Linked DNA regions of Homo sapiens: regions 1, 3, 4 and 5 are each linked to region 2. A link is a contact called in ENCODE Hi-C or POLR2A ChIA-PET data. All regions are on one chromosome and are shown on one strand. The core of a region is the stretch at or near the end of the contact, and the rest is flanking DNA. Distances in the headings are between cores, read along the strand shown.

Region 1 (2,700 bases), core at 86-2,585, 2.0 Mb before region 2:
AAGGTCTTTTTGTTTGTTTGTTTTTTGAGATAGAGTCTCACTCTGTTGCCCAGGCTGGAGTGCAATGGCCTGATCTCGGCTCACTGCAACCTCCGCCTCCCGGGTTCAAGTGATTCTCCTGGCTCAGCCTTCTGAGTAGCTGGGACTAGAGGCGCGTGCCACGACGCCCGGCTAATTTCTGTATTTTTAGTAGAGACGGGGTTTCACCATGTTGCCCAGGCTGGTCTCGAACTCCTGGTCTCAAGTGATCTGTCCGCCTCGGCTTCCCAAAGTGTGGGATTACAGGCGTAAGCCACCACACCTGGCCATAGAAAGGTCTTAATACGGCCGGGCGCGGTGGCTCACGCCTGTAATCCCAGCTCTTTGGGAGGCCCAGGCGGGTGGATCATGAGGTCAGATATTGAGACCATCCTGGCCAACATGGTGAAATCCTGTCTTTACTAAAATACAAAAAAAAAAAAAAATTGCCGGGCGTGGTGTCGCGCGCCTCTAGTGCCAGCTCTTCGGGAGGCTGAGGCCGGAGAATCACTTGAACCCAGGAGGCTGAAGCTGCAGTGAGCCGAGATCGCGCCACTGCACTCCAGCCTGGCCAAAGAGCAAGACTCTGTCTAAAAAAATAAATAAATAAATAAAAAATAAAGGTCTTAATACTTGTTAATTACTATTACTGACCCCAGGAACTCTCTGAAGCACTTTTCATGCAGGTATCACCTTCTTTAGCACTCACATTATGTCTTATCGGAAACAGGTTTAGAGCTGTCAAGAAATTCCTCCAGAGTCGTTTACACTTCCAGCAGGGGAGTCAAGACTTCAACCCAGAAACTCACAAGCAGGAAAAACTTGGCAAACAGGCACGGGTCAGACAATGCTTAGGGCTTGCTCAAGGACTCGTGACCAGTTACTGATCTATGCAGATCTTCTGATTGCAAACTGATAGCTGGATTGTAACTTGAAGGGTCCGATAAGATGTAAACTTCATAAAACAGGATTTGGGGAGGTAAATGGAGTAGAGTCCTCCAGAGGAGTCGAGAAAGCTAGCTTGGCCCTCAATTGTGGTTGAGGTGATTCTTTCATTTAGGGCCTATTTTCCTCATCTATGAGTGCGGGAAGGAGAGTTACTGGGGTCTCTAGCGACCTTTCCAACACTGATTTTCAAGGGCGAAAGAATTCTGCTTAGGTAAGGCCCAAATCCCTTGGCTAAGGTTAATCCTCGGTGGGACCGGCAATAGGGACGCGTCCCCTTTAAGGCGCCAGCTCTCCGGCGGCGGCGGCCGGAAGTGTTGAAGCCCGGCCTGGCGGCGGCGGTGGCGGTAGCTGCCGTGGCGGCCTCTGCGCATGCTCCGTCGCCTGCCCGCCCTGGCCGCTCGCCGCCCGCCCGCCCGACGGAGACGGTGAGGAGGGGGAGGGGTGGGCGCGCGGGCGCGGGGTGGGGTGGGGGCGGGGGGGCGGGCGCGGGGGCCGCGCGGCGGCCGGCGAGGGCGGGCGGGCGCGCAGGGGGCGGGGGGCTGCTGCCTCCGCGGGCGCCTCCCCACGCCCTGTGCGTGCCGCCGCCGCCGCCGGGGAGCGAGCGGACGTCGCGGCGCCGCGGGGGGGTGGGGGGACGCTGCCGCTGGGTCCGCCCGAGCCGCCGGGCCGCCCCCAGCGCAGCCGGCCGCGCCGCCGGGGCTCGGGCCCCAGACCAGGGCGGCGGGAACCGGCGAGTCCACCACTGGGGGGGCCCCGGCGCCCCCGGACCGAGGGGCCCGGAAGTACTCGGCTCAGGGGCCAGGAGGGGCCGGAGTGACTCCGGACTGAGAGGGCCAGGCGCCCAGGACCCCATCGAGGGGTCCGGGGAGCCTGGGGTATCCCCAAAGGCGGGGTCCGGGGAGCACCGGGCCCTTGGATGAGGAGCTGGTTGGAGGCCTGGGTCCTGCCCAGTGGGAGGGGGACGATAGGTGCTGGAAGCCCGGATGCCCGCCTGGGAGGAGACCCTCTCGGAGCCTTGGCGGGAGAGCAAGAGTACAGAGTGGGTTCTTCTGAGGAGAGCAGAGTCCAGCTTATCCCGAGGGGCGCGGTAGAGGCCTCGGCCACTCAGAACAAGGGAAAAAAGGGCAGGTTTTTTCCAAAGGCAGGGAAGGAAGAGGAGCTCTAAGGGGAAGTGAGCAGGCCCAGGTCTCCCCACAGATGAGCGCGTGGTAGGAAGACTCCTAGAGCCTCCTGAAGTACGAAAGAGCAGCGTCCAAACCTGAGGGGATGGAAGGTGTCTAGGTGCCTCTTGATGTCTAGGTGGAGAACAAAGTAACCCGCTCGGTCAGGGGATGGAGAAACCTATCTTTTTGAGAGAAGCAGAGATCGTTGAGGAAAGATGCTTAAGGTGTTCCCGCTTTCTGAAATGACAGGAATTGGCCAGGTGTTATCTAATTGAGGGGCAGGAGAGATGAAGGCAAAATCTCAACCCGAGGGTCTTTGGAGGATGATCCACAAGACAAGAGGGTGAAGTCTTGACCTAGACAGCAGAGCAGGCGCAGCCCTGGATTCTCTCAAGATGAGAGAAATCTCAAAACCACTTCCTAGTAGACACAGATGGGGCCTTGATTGGTGTCTGTTTAGGCCAATCAAGACGGGTTTTAGGAAAAGAGACTGTCAGACATAATTCTAGTCTTGAGGGATTATCTTCTTCCTCCTTGCCTCTTCTAATAGTTACCAAAGTGCATTTGGGGA
Region 2 (2,700 bases), core at 61-2,560:
CCTGCCAGTGCCCAGGCCTCTCAGACTCTCCCGCATCACAGAAAACTCTGGCACCCAAAACTCACGACACAGAAACATGTGTAGGTTTTCTGGGAGCTCTCCTTCCTGAGCTCTGGGCCCTCCTTGGTCCCTGCCAGGATTCTGCCACATAAAAGGGCTCTGTTGTTTTTTGTGTGTGCGGTTTTTTTTTTTGTTTTGTTTTTTTTTTGAGACGGAGTCGTCTCGCTCTGTCGCCCAGGCTGGAGTGCAGTGGCACGATCTCGGCTCACTGCAAGCTCCGCTTCCCGGGTTCACGCCGTTTTCCTGGCGCAGCCTCCCGAGTAGCTGGGACTACAGGCGCCCGCAACAACGCCCGGCTAATTTTTTGTATTTTTAGTAGAGACCGGTTTCACCATGTTGGCCAGGATGGTCTCGATCTCCTGACTTCGTGATCCGCCCGCCTCGGCCTCTCAAAGTGCTGGGATTACAGGCGTGAGCCACCGCGCCCGGCCATAAAAGGACTCTTAACATCGCCTCTCCCCAACTCCCTTAACCTGGGGCTGGAGACCCTCCTCCGTTATCAGGCTCCGCCCCAGCTACGGCCCCACCCCTGGTGCTGGCACCACCTCAGTCTAATCCAGGTTCCACCCCCAATCCACCTAAGCCGTGTCCCTAGCCCTGGCCCCGCCCTGATGTTGCCGTGTAACTCAGTTCCCGCCGTTTTATAGGCTACCGCCCCAGCCAGGCCCCGCCCTCTGATGTGGCCCCGCCCCCCGACGCTGACTTTTTCTGTCTTCACTTTAGCGCTGGCTCCGCCCCTAGCCTTGGCCCGCCTCAGCGCGGACTCTCAGTCTCTGCGCCTGCCACGGCCTCGTCCCGCTCAGCCCTGGCCCTGCCCCTGGAGCCGACTCTCTCCGCCTCCGCCCCGGTCCCGCCCTGGCACTGACTGTCTCCGTCTTCGCCCCTGCCCTGGCCCCGCCCCCTGCCTGCTCTGGCCCCGCCCCGCCGCTCTCTCCGTCTCCGCCCCTGCCCTGGCCCCACCCTTGCCCCGCCCCGGCGCTGACTCTCTCCGTCTCCGCCTCCGCCCCCGGCTCCTCCCCGGCCCCGCCCCGGCACTGACATTCTATCTCTCTCCCGTCTCCGCCTCTGCCCCCCCCCCGGCCCCGCCCCTGCCCTGCGCCGGCGCTGGCTCCGTCTGCGCCTCAGCCTCGGTCCCGCCTCCAGCCCTGGCCCCGCCCCGCCGCTCTCCCCTTCTCCGCCCCTGCCCTGGCTCCGCCCCCGCCTGCCCGCGCACCGCAGAAGGCCTCCTGGAACTTCCTGGACAGCTTCTCGATGACGCTGTAGCTCTCCACGTAATCGACGTGTTCGTCCTGCGGCTCGCTGGCGATCTGCCGCAGCGTGGCCTTGTCCACGCTGCCCACTCCGATGGCGAACAGCTCGACGCCGCTGGCCCGGGCCCGCGCAGACACGTCCTGCACGCTGTCCTGGGGCCTCCCGTCTGTCACCACGATGACCACCTGCGACACGCGGGGCGGTGTGACACCGGGCTCCCGGAAGCCCACGGGACTGTCCAGGAGAGGAGGCTGAGGCCCGGAGAGGCGGGAGGACTGCCGGGTCGCACAGCCAGGCGGCACCCGGGGGAAGAGGACCCGGCTGGCCGAAGAGGAGACCCGTTTCCTCTGACTGAGAGACGTGGCTGGGGGGCTTTCCATCTGCTTCGCCTCCCTCGGGCAGGCAGCTCTGAGATGCCCGGAGGGATGTGATGCCCCATCGCCAAATTGGGGTCTCTAAGGTCAGGGCCATGCCTTCCCCTCAGACTGAGGCGGCTGAGGGCAGGGTCCTCAGGCTGATGGCTGTGGGAGTCGTGCCACGCCCCTCGTGCCCCCGGGAGGCCCGGCCGGGGCTGGGTGGGGGGATCCGGTGGTTCCACATGGTGCAGTTCTGCGCTTTGGCCACCAGATGGCAGCCGAAGCTAAGGGATGGGGCTGCCGTCTCCCGTCTTGCTGTCCTTGTCCCGGTAAGACCGGGGACCCTGGACCAGGGAACCGACGGAGGGCCACTCCCATGTGGATGCCCAAGGGACCAACCCAAGAAAGATGCCGCCCTTATCCTCCTCCACTCCCCGGTATGATACATGCCCCTGCCAGAGAGGGAAAGAATCTGCCTGCTCCCCTCCCACTAGGCTCCTCTGGTCTGTACCCTGGAAAGAAAGAGGTGGCGGACTCTGTCACTGAGATCCGGCTTCGTGACCCCCTGTCTGCACCCGCCCTGAGGCTAGGGCGCTCCCAGCTCTGCCCAGTCTGGGTTAGGCATCCAGTCCCGCTTTGCTGCTTCTCTGCTTCTGACTTGGGTCTGTTTCTGATTCCTGGGTCCCATCCTTAGCCCCAGGTCCTGACACCCTGTCCTGATGACAGGCAGTTGAGACAGGCCGTGTTTAGAAATGCAGCTCCACAAGCTACAGGTCACCTTCCTGAGCCTCAGTGTCTTCAACTGTAAAAAGGGTTGTGGTGAGGTTGAGTGAGATGACTCCTGGTTAGAAGCCAGAAGGGGCAACTATTATTTTTACCATCATTACCCTGGGCTACCTGGGGAGTGACTTTGTACAATCTCTTCCTCTCCAGGGGCCTGGGCTCCTGGCTCTGAAAATCTAGCTGTGACTATTCGCTGCCATCCCGAGGCCCACTGCCTCCTCGAGTCCCTACTCCCCTCCCTGCAACCCAG
Region 3 (2,700 bases), core at 42-2,541, 2.1 Mb before region 2:
ACCTTAGCCTTCTTAAATGTAAAATAGGAGTTTTTAAAAGATGATCTTTTGGGACTCTTCCATCACTGACATTCTTTTATTTGAGATGCAGAGATCTGTGCTCATTCAGGGTTGAGTGGAATGGGATTTAAAGCACTTATCAAGTACATAACTGAGTTCCAACTGTTTTCAACTTCACATCTGATTCCCAAGAATGAAGCAGAAAATGAAGATGTTTGCATATGGGCTTCCTAGATTGAGTATCTGACACAAGAAAAGCTTGCCAAGAGCCAAGTAGGCAGTGCGAAGGAGAAGTTGTCTTCCCCTGAATACGTCCTTTATCTCTCTGGGTTCAGGGAATACTGTGAAAAAATGGATCACTAAATCTTTTCCAAACCCTTTCCCTTTACTTTGTAGGCTGATCTCATATCCATGGTCCCTTAGATCCAAGGCTTTTAGGAGCTTGGGTACTCACAGCCCTGTTCCGAGACTCAGGAACTCGGAGTCTCAAAGCCCGGATCCCGTCCCCAAAGAAGCCCCAGTCTTCACTGCCCGCTTCTGTTCCCTTCCAAACTCAAGTTTTCTCTGTCTGCTTCTGCCCCTCAGGAACCTAAGTCTTCGCTGCCCCGTTTCTGAATCCTTAGGAGCCCGGGTCTTCACTGTCCCGCTTCTGCCTCTTAGGAGCCCAAGTCCTCACCGCTCCACTTTTACCTCTCCGGAGCCTGTGTCTTCACGCCCCGTTCCTTTCTGACCCTTTCCTCGTAGGAGTGCGGGTCCTCATAATCCTGCTCCTCTCAGACCACTTTCCCTCAGATGCCGGAGAACTCGCATCCGTCCCCGTTCCCTAAGTCCCGTCTTAGAGCCCGGGTCCCCACAGCCGCGTCTTCTCCGAGCCTGATCCTCTCAGTCAGTCCCTTCCCAAGAGCCTGAATCCTCACAGCCCCGTCTCGTCCACAACCTGGTCCTTCGAACACTGACCCACTGTAGGTCTGGGTCCTGACTCCCTCCTCCCGCTCTTGTTCCTCAACTGCCAGGGCCCAAGACTCACAGGCAGCAGCGTCTATCTCCCCATGATATGCAGAGACTGCCCCAGTGAAGCGTTCGTCTCAGCAGCCGGTCCGACTGCGCGGCCCTCCCCGACTACTTCCGGCACCGCTCCCCGCCTCCAACCCGGAAACGCGCGGCTCTTCCGGCCGGCGGGCGCGCGCCTCGCTTGCGCAGGCGCAGACTGCCCTCCGACACGTGGTGGCGATATTGAGCTGTGTGTAGGTACACCCTGCAGCTTGCGCTTTTAACTGCTTGTGGTTGAGTGGCAGCATGAGCGAGCTCTGCGTATTCCAACCCGGCGTTAAGAATCCTTCACTAGCTTTTCTTCCCGACGCTGCTTATTTATCTATCGGTAGCATGACGGGTAATTGACGCCCTCGGATGGCTTTGAGGTCGCCATTTTTGGTTGGTGCCTTTGTCTTGGTGTCAGGACTGGGATATCATCTGGGACACATTACCCCACAGGTATCCTGTTGGACCTCAACGAGGAAGTTGGCAACAGAGGAACCAGGAGATGAGAGAGATCGGTTGGTTGTGCCTGTGAACTGGCAATTCAGTAGTAACAATTGAGTGCTTACTGTTTGCCGGGAATTGTGCTAATCCGCTTACCTCCGTTACGCCATTTAATCATTTAGAGGAGACCTGTGAGAGATTAAGCAAAGTTCTAGCTAATAAGTGCAGAGCCTCAGCTTGAACTCAGAACTCACTACTAAGCCAAAGCCTGTCCTGTAGCATTCTCTAATGCTTTCAGTTTTTCGGCTGTCAGATGCTTGGTGAGAACTGCTGTTATGTGGCTCACGCCTGTAATCCCAGCACTTTGGGAGGCCGAGGAGGGTGGATCACGAGGTCAAGAGTTCAAGACCAGTCTGGCCAAGATGGTGAAACCCCGTCTCTACTAAAAATACAAAAAATTAGCCGGGCGTGGTGGCATGCGCCTGTAATCGCAGCTACTCCGGAGGCTGACGCAGAGAACTGCTTAAACCTGGAGGGGCGGAGGTTGCAGTGAGCCGAGATCGCGCCACTGCACTCCAGCCTGGGCGACAGAGCGAGACTCTGTCTCAAAAAAAAAAAAAAGAGAACAGCTGTTATTTTTTACTGTATGCTGGAATGTTAGGCATGCAAGTAAGACCCAATTCCAGCATCTGTAAGGTTCACAGTAAGATGGAGAAGAACCCACAAACACACCAAAAATTGTATAAAGAGCTGTGACAGGCCAGAGTGAGCCACATAGAAATTAGGAAGAGGTGCCCAGATTGGTGCGGCATCCTGCCCTGTCTTTATATCTTCCTAATCCTCATCCTACCACGTTCCCAGTCCACCCTCTACACTGCCACCCAATCCAAATTCTCAGATTCAAGTCCTCATGAACATTGGGCTCTAAGCTGTATTCCTAGCCTTATTTCCTTGCCACTGCTCTCCATTCTTTTTAGGGTCCGGCATACCACTTTTTGTTGTTGAATGCCTATACATCTTTTTTAAGACCCAGGTTGAATGTATATACGTTCATTTGACAAGTGTTTGAGTCTCATTGTGTGACAAGCCTTTTGCTATGTGCTGAGTACATAACTGGTGGCTAAGACGGATGATCTCTGTCCTTAGAAAGTTTGCAACCTAGAGTGGGAAACAGACCATTAGCAACTGCACAAAAGGGTGATAGAAGAGAATACTGGAATA
Region 4 (2,700 bases), core at 28-2,527, 2.1 Mb before region 2:
GGAAGGCCCGGCTCCTCCGTGCCACATTCACCACCATCTCGAGGCCGTGGGAGGAAAAACCCGGCGAGTGCGCGCCAGCAGCAGCGACTAGCGGGGAACGGCGCGCAGGAAGGCAGGCAGAGGCTTGCAGCTAGTAAGTCGACACCGGGAATGCGGCGGGGAGAAAGGGCGCTGAAGCCGCGAGCAAGAGCTTATATAGGCCGCCCCTCGCGGCCACACCCGACAGTAGGCCGCCCGCGTGGCGCACAGCTGCCTGGGAGTTGTAGTTTGCTCGCCCCGGCGTTGTCCGCGCGTCACCTCCCCAGCCCTACGCGCGTGTCCATCCCGAGCCCGCGAAGCGAGAACCGCCAGAGGCTTTCCTCCGAGCGGAAGAAGCGCCTTCACCTTTCAGTGCCCGGCGCTGGGCCCACGCAGGAAGCCGACCCGCCTTGGCCTCTGGAGTTGTCTCTGGGATGTCTTTCAGTCTGGAAATGAACCCTGTGTGCTGGGAAAGGGCTCGGGCTCCGCTCCGAGCTCAGTGGGCGTGCGAGCGAGCAGCGCCTGAGTGGGTTTCGGGGAGGGGGTCATACTCCCCGAAAGGCGATTTATTCAAGGCTTGTCTCTTCCACTAATATGTAATTTTACTGAGCGCGTGCTATTTTAACTGTGTCTGATTATCTGATCTAGTTTTCATAAAAACCCTGTGTACGCTCTGTGGACAAATAAGGAAACTTAGGAATGGATCACACAGCTATCGCAAGCGAGGAGAGGACTGGAATTTGGAGCCCACCCCAGGCACCACACATAGCGCAATGTTTTGCCCATGGAATGAATAAGCCTCAGTATGAAAACTTAGTGGTGATTGCCGAGAATTAAACACCCATCCTGTGCCTAATCTATTAATTTTTATTCTTACATACACTTTTTTGTTTGAGACAGGGTCTTGTTCTGTTGCCCAGGCTGGAGTGCAGTGGCGTGATCAAGGCTCATTGCAGCCTCGACCAACTGGGCTCAAGCAATTCTTCCACCTCAGCCTCCCAGGTAGATGGGACTACAGGTGCGGGCCAACTTTCCTTGCTTACACTTTAAAAAGTAGGTACTACTGCCGGGTGCGGTTACTCACGCCTGTAATCCCAGCACTTTGGGAGGCCAAGGCGGGTGGATCACGAGGTCAGGAGATCGAGACCATCCTGGCTAACACGGCGAAACCCGGTCTCTACTAAAAAAAAATACAAAAAAAAATTAGCCGGGCGTGGTCGCGGGCGCCTGTAGTCCCAGCTACCCGGGAGGCTGAGGCAGGAGAATGGCGTGAACCCGGGAGGCGGAGCTTGCAGAGAGCCGAGATCGCGTCACTGCACTCTAGCCTGGGCAACAGAACGAGACTCTGTCTCAAAAAAATAAAATAAAATAAAAAGTAAGTACTACTTTAGCAGGTCGTGGGGGCGCATGCCTGTGGTCCTGGACTCCTCTCTTTCTCTAACATCACATGTCCAAGCCATCAGCAACTCCTGTGTGCTCTACCTTTAAAATGTATCAATAATCTGACTGTTTCTTACCCCTTCCACTGATGTTACCCTAATCGTTGACCCAGATGATAGCAATAGTCTCTTATCTCCCAGATCCTGCTGTTGCTCCCGACAGTCTGGTCTCCACACGCCAGCCAGCCTGCTAAAAGTTTTTTAATTTTTATGAAGTCTAAGAGTCAATTTTTTTTTTTGTAGTTTATGCTTTTTTTTTTTTTTCTTGAGACGGAGCTGCTCTGTCGCCCAGGCTGGAGTGCAGTGGCGCCATCTCAGCTCACTGCAAGCTCCCGCTCCCGGGTTCACGCCATTCTCCTGCCTCAGCCTCCCAAGTAGCTGGGATTACAGGCGCCCGCCACCACGCCCGGCTAATTTTTTGTATTTTTAGTAGAGACAGGGTTTCCCCATGTTGGGCAGGATGGTCTCGATTTCCTGACCTCGTGATCCACCCGCCTCGGCCTCCCAAAGTGCTGGGATTACAGGCACGAGCCACCGCGCCCGGCCGTTTGTTTACGCTTTAAAAGCTTAATAATTATGCTGGGCGCGGTGGCTCCCACCTGTAATTCCAGCACTTTGGGAGTCCGAGGGGGCAGATAACCTGAGGTCAGGATTTCAAGTCCAGCCTAGCCAACATGGTGAAAACCCGTTTCTACTAAAAATACAAAAATTAGCTGGGCGTGGTGGCAGGCGCCTGTAATCCCAGCTACTTGGGAGGCTGAGGCAGGAGAATCGTTTGAACCTGGGAAGCGGAGGTTGAAGTGAGCTAAGATGGAGCCATTACACTCCAGCCTGGGCGACAAGAGCGAGACTCCGTCTCAAAAAAAAAAGAAAAAAAGTAAAATTATTAAACTTTTTTTTTTTTTTTTGGAGATGAAGTCTCGCTTTTTCGCCCAGGCTTGTGCAGTTTATTCTGTGTCAATTATGCCTCAATAAAGCTGTCAAAAAACCATTAAGAAAAAATGTATATCTCCCAGGCGCAGTAGCTCCCACCAATTCGGGAGGCCAAGGCAGGTGGATTACCTGACATCAGGAACTAGAGACCAGCCTGGCCAACATGACAAAACCCCATCTCTACTAAAAATACAAAAAAAAAAAATTACCCAGGCATGGTGACACTCATCTACAGTCCCAGCTACTTGGGAGGCTAAGGCATAAGAATCGCTCGAACCTGGGAGGCAGAGGTTGCAGTGAGCCAAGATCA
Region 5 (2,700 bases), core at 176-2,675, 2.1 Mb after region 2:
CCCCGTCTCTACTAAAAATACAAAAAATTAGCCGGGCGTGGGGGCGGTCACCTGTAGTCCCAGCTACTCGGGAGGCTGAGGCAGGAGAATGGCGTGAACCTGGGAGGCGGAGGTTGCAATGAGCCGAGATTGGGCCACTGCACTCCAGCCTGGGCGACAGAGCGAGACTCCGCCTCAAAAAAAAAAAAAAAAAAAAAGATAGTGTGATGGTTGCACAACCTTGTGAACATACTAAAACCCACTGAATTGTGCACTTTAAAAGGGTGAATTTTATAGTATGTGAAGTACATCTCTAAAAAGAAAAAACAGAACAGGCTGTGTGGCCCAACTGATTTATCACTACTCTTAGAAGGAAGCCCAATTTAAAATTGAACAGAATAAGGCCTGCAAGGCTCCCGTGACTTGGTCCCTGCCTACCTCTCTTAAACAAATAAATAAAATGTATACTATGTAGAAACAATAACAAAAAAAAGGCAGAGCAAGGTATGGGGCAGTTCTGGTGCCAGAGGGTTTGTTATTTAAATAAAGTGGTCGGAAATCATGCGTCGCTGATAAGGTGACAACAGTCAGAAGCCTGAAAAAGTTAAGGGGTAAGCAATATAAATATTTAAGTGCTTCCTCATAACTTTGCTCACTCCACTCCAGCTAAATTTGCCACAATTTCTGTTTCCTCCATCTGAAATGCTCTCCCTCCTTATTCTTCCATTCTTCCTCTGGTTCACTTCTACTCCTGTAGTTCTTGGTAACAAACGGAACATTTGTGGAGTGAGGGGGGGGGATCCATTTCCTTCAAGGCGCAGTTTGGAGGTCACTTCCTCAGGGAAGCCTTCCCTTCTCTCTTTCCCTTTAAAGCTCCCAGTATAGCATCTTCCAGTACTTACTTGAACCGTAATGGGTCATTTTTAACGTCTGATCCCCTTCAGACAAGCTCTGGCAGGCCCTTGACGTATCCCCAGCGACTAAGCACCACGTCTGGCACTTAATAGGGGGGTGGAATGGGAGTCCTGGATTCAAAGTTTGGCTCCAACACAAGACAACTGGACGCAAGAGGTGAGCCCACTGTGATTTCTGGGGAACCCAGGGAAGGGCTGCTTGATTGACTGACCGACCAGCAGTGAGATCTACAGGCTCTCTCAGAGCTGCGCCAGCGCCGAGTCCCCGGCCCCACATACTTAGAACCCCGTAATGGGGCTCAAAATCACTGAACCTCGGGCTCCTAATCCCCAACGGCGCATTTCCAACCCCCAGGCCTGACCTGCAGGTTCCGGGTGATAAGGTGCAGTTTCTCTTCAGGGCTGGGAGCGTCCCCCATGGCTCCGCTACCCCTGCTTCCCCCGCTCAGCCCGGCACCAGAGCCCCTTCCTGGGTCACCGTCGCCGCCGCGTGCCGGGAACTGTCACGCGAGTCCAGCCAGGTTGCATCAGCTGGGCTCGGCGCTCCGCTTACTCGGCCTGGACCCCTCCGGCAGCGGCCGGAAAAAGTGAGGAGCAGCAGAGAGTCGAGCAGGTCGATGAGACGGGAAAAGGTGGAGCCAGTGGGCACGGTGGGCGGTGCGGAGGGCGGGGCTGAGGCGCCTGAGCGGGGCACAACCCTCCTAGAGGCGGGACGGTTTCCTGCCAATCACTGCTGGTTTGCCCTCCCCCTGGTGTTGGCCCGGCTGACTCGGGGTAGGGGAGGTCGGGGAGGGGGCGATAAAATGGCGCAGGGGGCGGAGTGAGGCGCAGTCGTTCGCCCAGGCTTTGGCCCGGCTTCCGGAGGTGAAGAGCGGGAGGGACGAGGGGGTCGGCGTTACCCGGCTTGGAGGGGGATGGGGGCGCCTGTTGCTTCTCCAGGGGGTTGCGCACGCCGTCCGCCCCTTGGAGGGATTGGGAGGCCCACGCCCTGCTGCGAGAAGGGCGCGTTCTAGCTCCTGAGGTGATGGCGAGGGAATGTCCCTGCCCCTCCACCTCCAAGTCGGCGGGCGACAGATGCCCCTCACCCCGCTGAGGAAAAGGGAAGCTCCCTGGTCGTCTTGAGAGTCGGGGAGCGCCGTCTGCAGTCCCCTGCCCAGTGGGGGTGGGGGCCGCCTCTGTCCCGGCCGGCTCGGCGGGAGGCTGTTGCTGGCGGGAAGATAGCCGCGGGCTTTTCTGCCGCGTCTCGCGGGTGGGGGCAGGAAGAGGACGACCCATTCCCTGGGGAGATCTGAGGACGGTGGTCCCCGGGAGAGGAGCGCACAGCACAGGCCTGCTGAGGGGCGGGTTTGCCCCTACTGGGGGAGGGGCGGGGAGAAAACTCTCGCTTCTCCCGCTTTCCGCCGGGAGGCGGGAATTCGCGGTGTCCCCGGGGGAGGGAGACGCAAAGGCCCTTCCTGGAAGGCGACACCGTCCCGGGCCGTTGCATTTGTGAGAGAGAGCCAAGGCAGTATCCTCCAAAGGTTGGGCCTGGGCCACCCTTTCTCCGGCTCCTCAAGGGCTGGAGGCGGCGTCACCAGTTACTTCCAGGGCAAGAGGGAAAGCAGTTATTACCTCAGTGGGCCCTGGAAAGGTCCTAGAAGTGGTTGAATTGCCCACGGCCTGCCCTAACCTGATCTCCGGTGTTTTGTGTATTTATTAGGGACTCCAAGCTCTACCAGACCTGCCTGAAGTGTTTTAAAGCACATTTTCTTTTTGAAAAGAAACCTGTTGCTGCAGCTTAGCGCATCTGTTCTCTGTGTCCATGTGG

The links. A loop is a pair of places that touch in the nucleus more often than their neighbours do. ChIA-PET counts read pairs that join two places held with the same protein, here RNA polymerase II (POLR2A). Pooled maps may share reads with other maps.
Region 1: a pooled map shows a loop between it and region 2 (17-fold over the local background). The contact joins the promoter of GMEB1 here to the promoter of MATN1-AS1 in region 2. A Hi-C loop is called at or near these places in 1 of 168 maps with a recorded cell type or tissue (psoas muscle), 1 of 37 single-sample maps with no recorded cell type and 10 of 50 pooled maps.
Region 3: a pooled map shows a loop between it and region 2 (5-fold over the local background). The contact joins the promoter of TAF12-DT here to the promoter of MATN1-AS1 in region 2. A Hi-C loop is called at or near these places in 2 of 168 maps with a recorded cell type or tissue (naive thymus-derived CD4-positive, alpha-beta T cell and psoas muscle), 1 of 37 single-sample maps with no recorded cell type and 14 of 50 pooled maps. POLR2A ChIA-PET finds 5 or more read pairs at or near these places in 3 of 52 experiments (PC-3, RWPE1 and SK-N-SH).
Region 4: a loop to region 2 is called in a map of CD8-positive, alpha-beta T cell, with 11 times the contacts of the local background. The contact joins the promoter of SNHG12 here to the promoter of MATN1-AS1 in region 2. A Hi-C loop is called at or near these places in 1 of 168 maps with a recorded cell type or tissue (CD8-positive, alpha-beta T cell) and 7 of 50 pooled maps. POLR2A ChIA-PET finds 5 or more read pairs at or near these places in 2 of 52 experiments (K562 and Panc1).
Region 5: a loop to region 2 is called in a map of CD4-positive, alpha-beta T cell, with 18 times the contacts of the local background. The contact joins the promoter of YARS1 here to the promoter of MATN1-AS1 in region 2. A Hi-C loop is called at or near these places in 2 of 168 maps with a recorded cell type or tissue (CD4-positive, alpha-beta T cell and CD4-positive, alpha-beta memory T cell) and 8 of 50 pooled maps.

The regions. Positions count from the first base shown.
Region 1 is chr1:28,667,449-28,670,148 of GRCh38, forward strand. It overlaps GMEB1 (glucocorticoid modulatory element binding protein 1), which reads left to right and starts at 1,336. Exons shown (of 10, transcript NM_001319674.2): 1 at 1,336-1,391. RefSeq lists silencers at 1,308-1,447, 1,478-1,587, 1,598-1,887 and enhancers at 2,418-2,467, 2,518-2,577.
Region 2 is chr1:30,717,462-30,720,161 of GRCh38, forward strand. It overlaps MATN1-AS1 (MATN1 antisense RNA 1), which reads left to right and starts at 1,311. Exons shown (of 4, transcript NR_034182.1): 1 at 1,311-2,104. It overlaps MATN1 (matrilin 1), which reads right to left. Exons shown (of 8, transcript NM_002379.3): 3 at 1,274-1,496. RefSeq lists silencers at 534-713, 754-1,273, 1,834-1,923 and enhancers at 1,334-1,503, 1,601-2,176.
Region 3 is chr1:28,641,965-28,644,664 of GRCh38, forward strand. It overlaps TAF12-DT (TAF12 divergent transcript), which reads left to right and starts at 1,292. Exons shown (of 2, transcript NR_146730.1): 1 at 1,292-1,799. It overlaps TAF12 (TATA-box binding protein associated factor 12), which reads right to left and starts at 1,103. Exons shown (of 6, transcript NM_005644.4): 1 at 1,028-1,103. RefSeq lists a silencer at 2,653-2,700.
Region 4 is chr1:28,581,706-28,584,405 of GRCh38, forward strand. SNHG12 (small nucleolar RNA host gene 12) reads right to left here and starts at 1,278. Exons shown (of 6, transcript NR_146382.1): 1 at 385-1,278. RefSeq lists an enhancer at 1-445.
Region 5 is chr1:32,815,933-32,818,632 of GRCh38, forward strand. YARS1 (tyrosyl-tRNA synthetase 1) reads right to left here and starts at 1,426. Exons shown (of 13, transcript NM_003680.4): 1 at 1,256-1,426. The coding sequence starts at 1,312. S100PBP (S100P binding protein) reads left to right here and starts at 1,721. Exons shown (of 7, transcript NM_022753.4): 1 at 1,721-1,757. RefSeq lists enhancers at 538-1,039, 1,040-1,539, 1,288-1,597, 1,965-2,134, 2,568-2,677.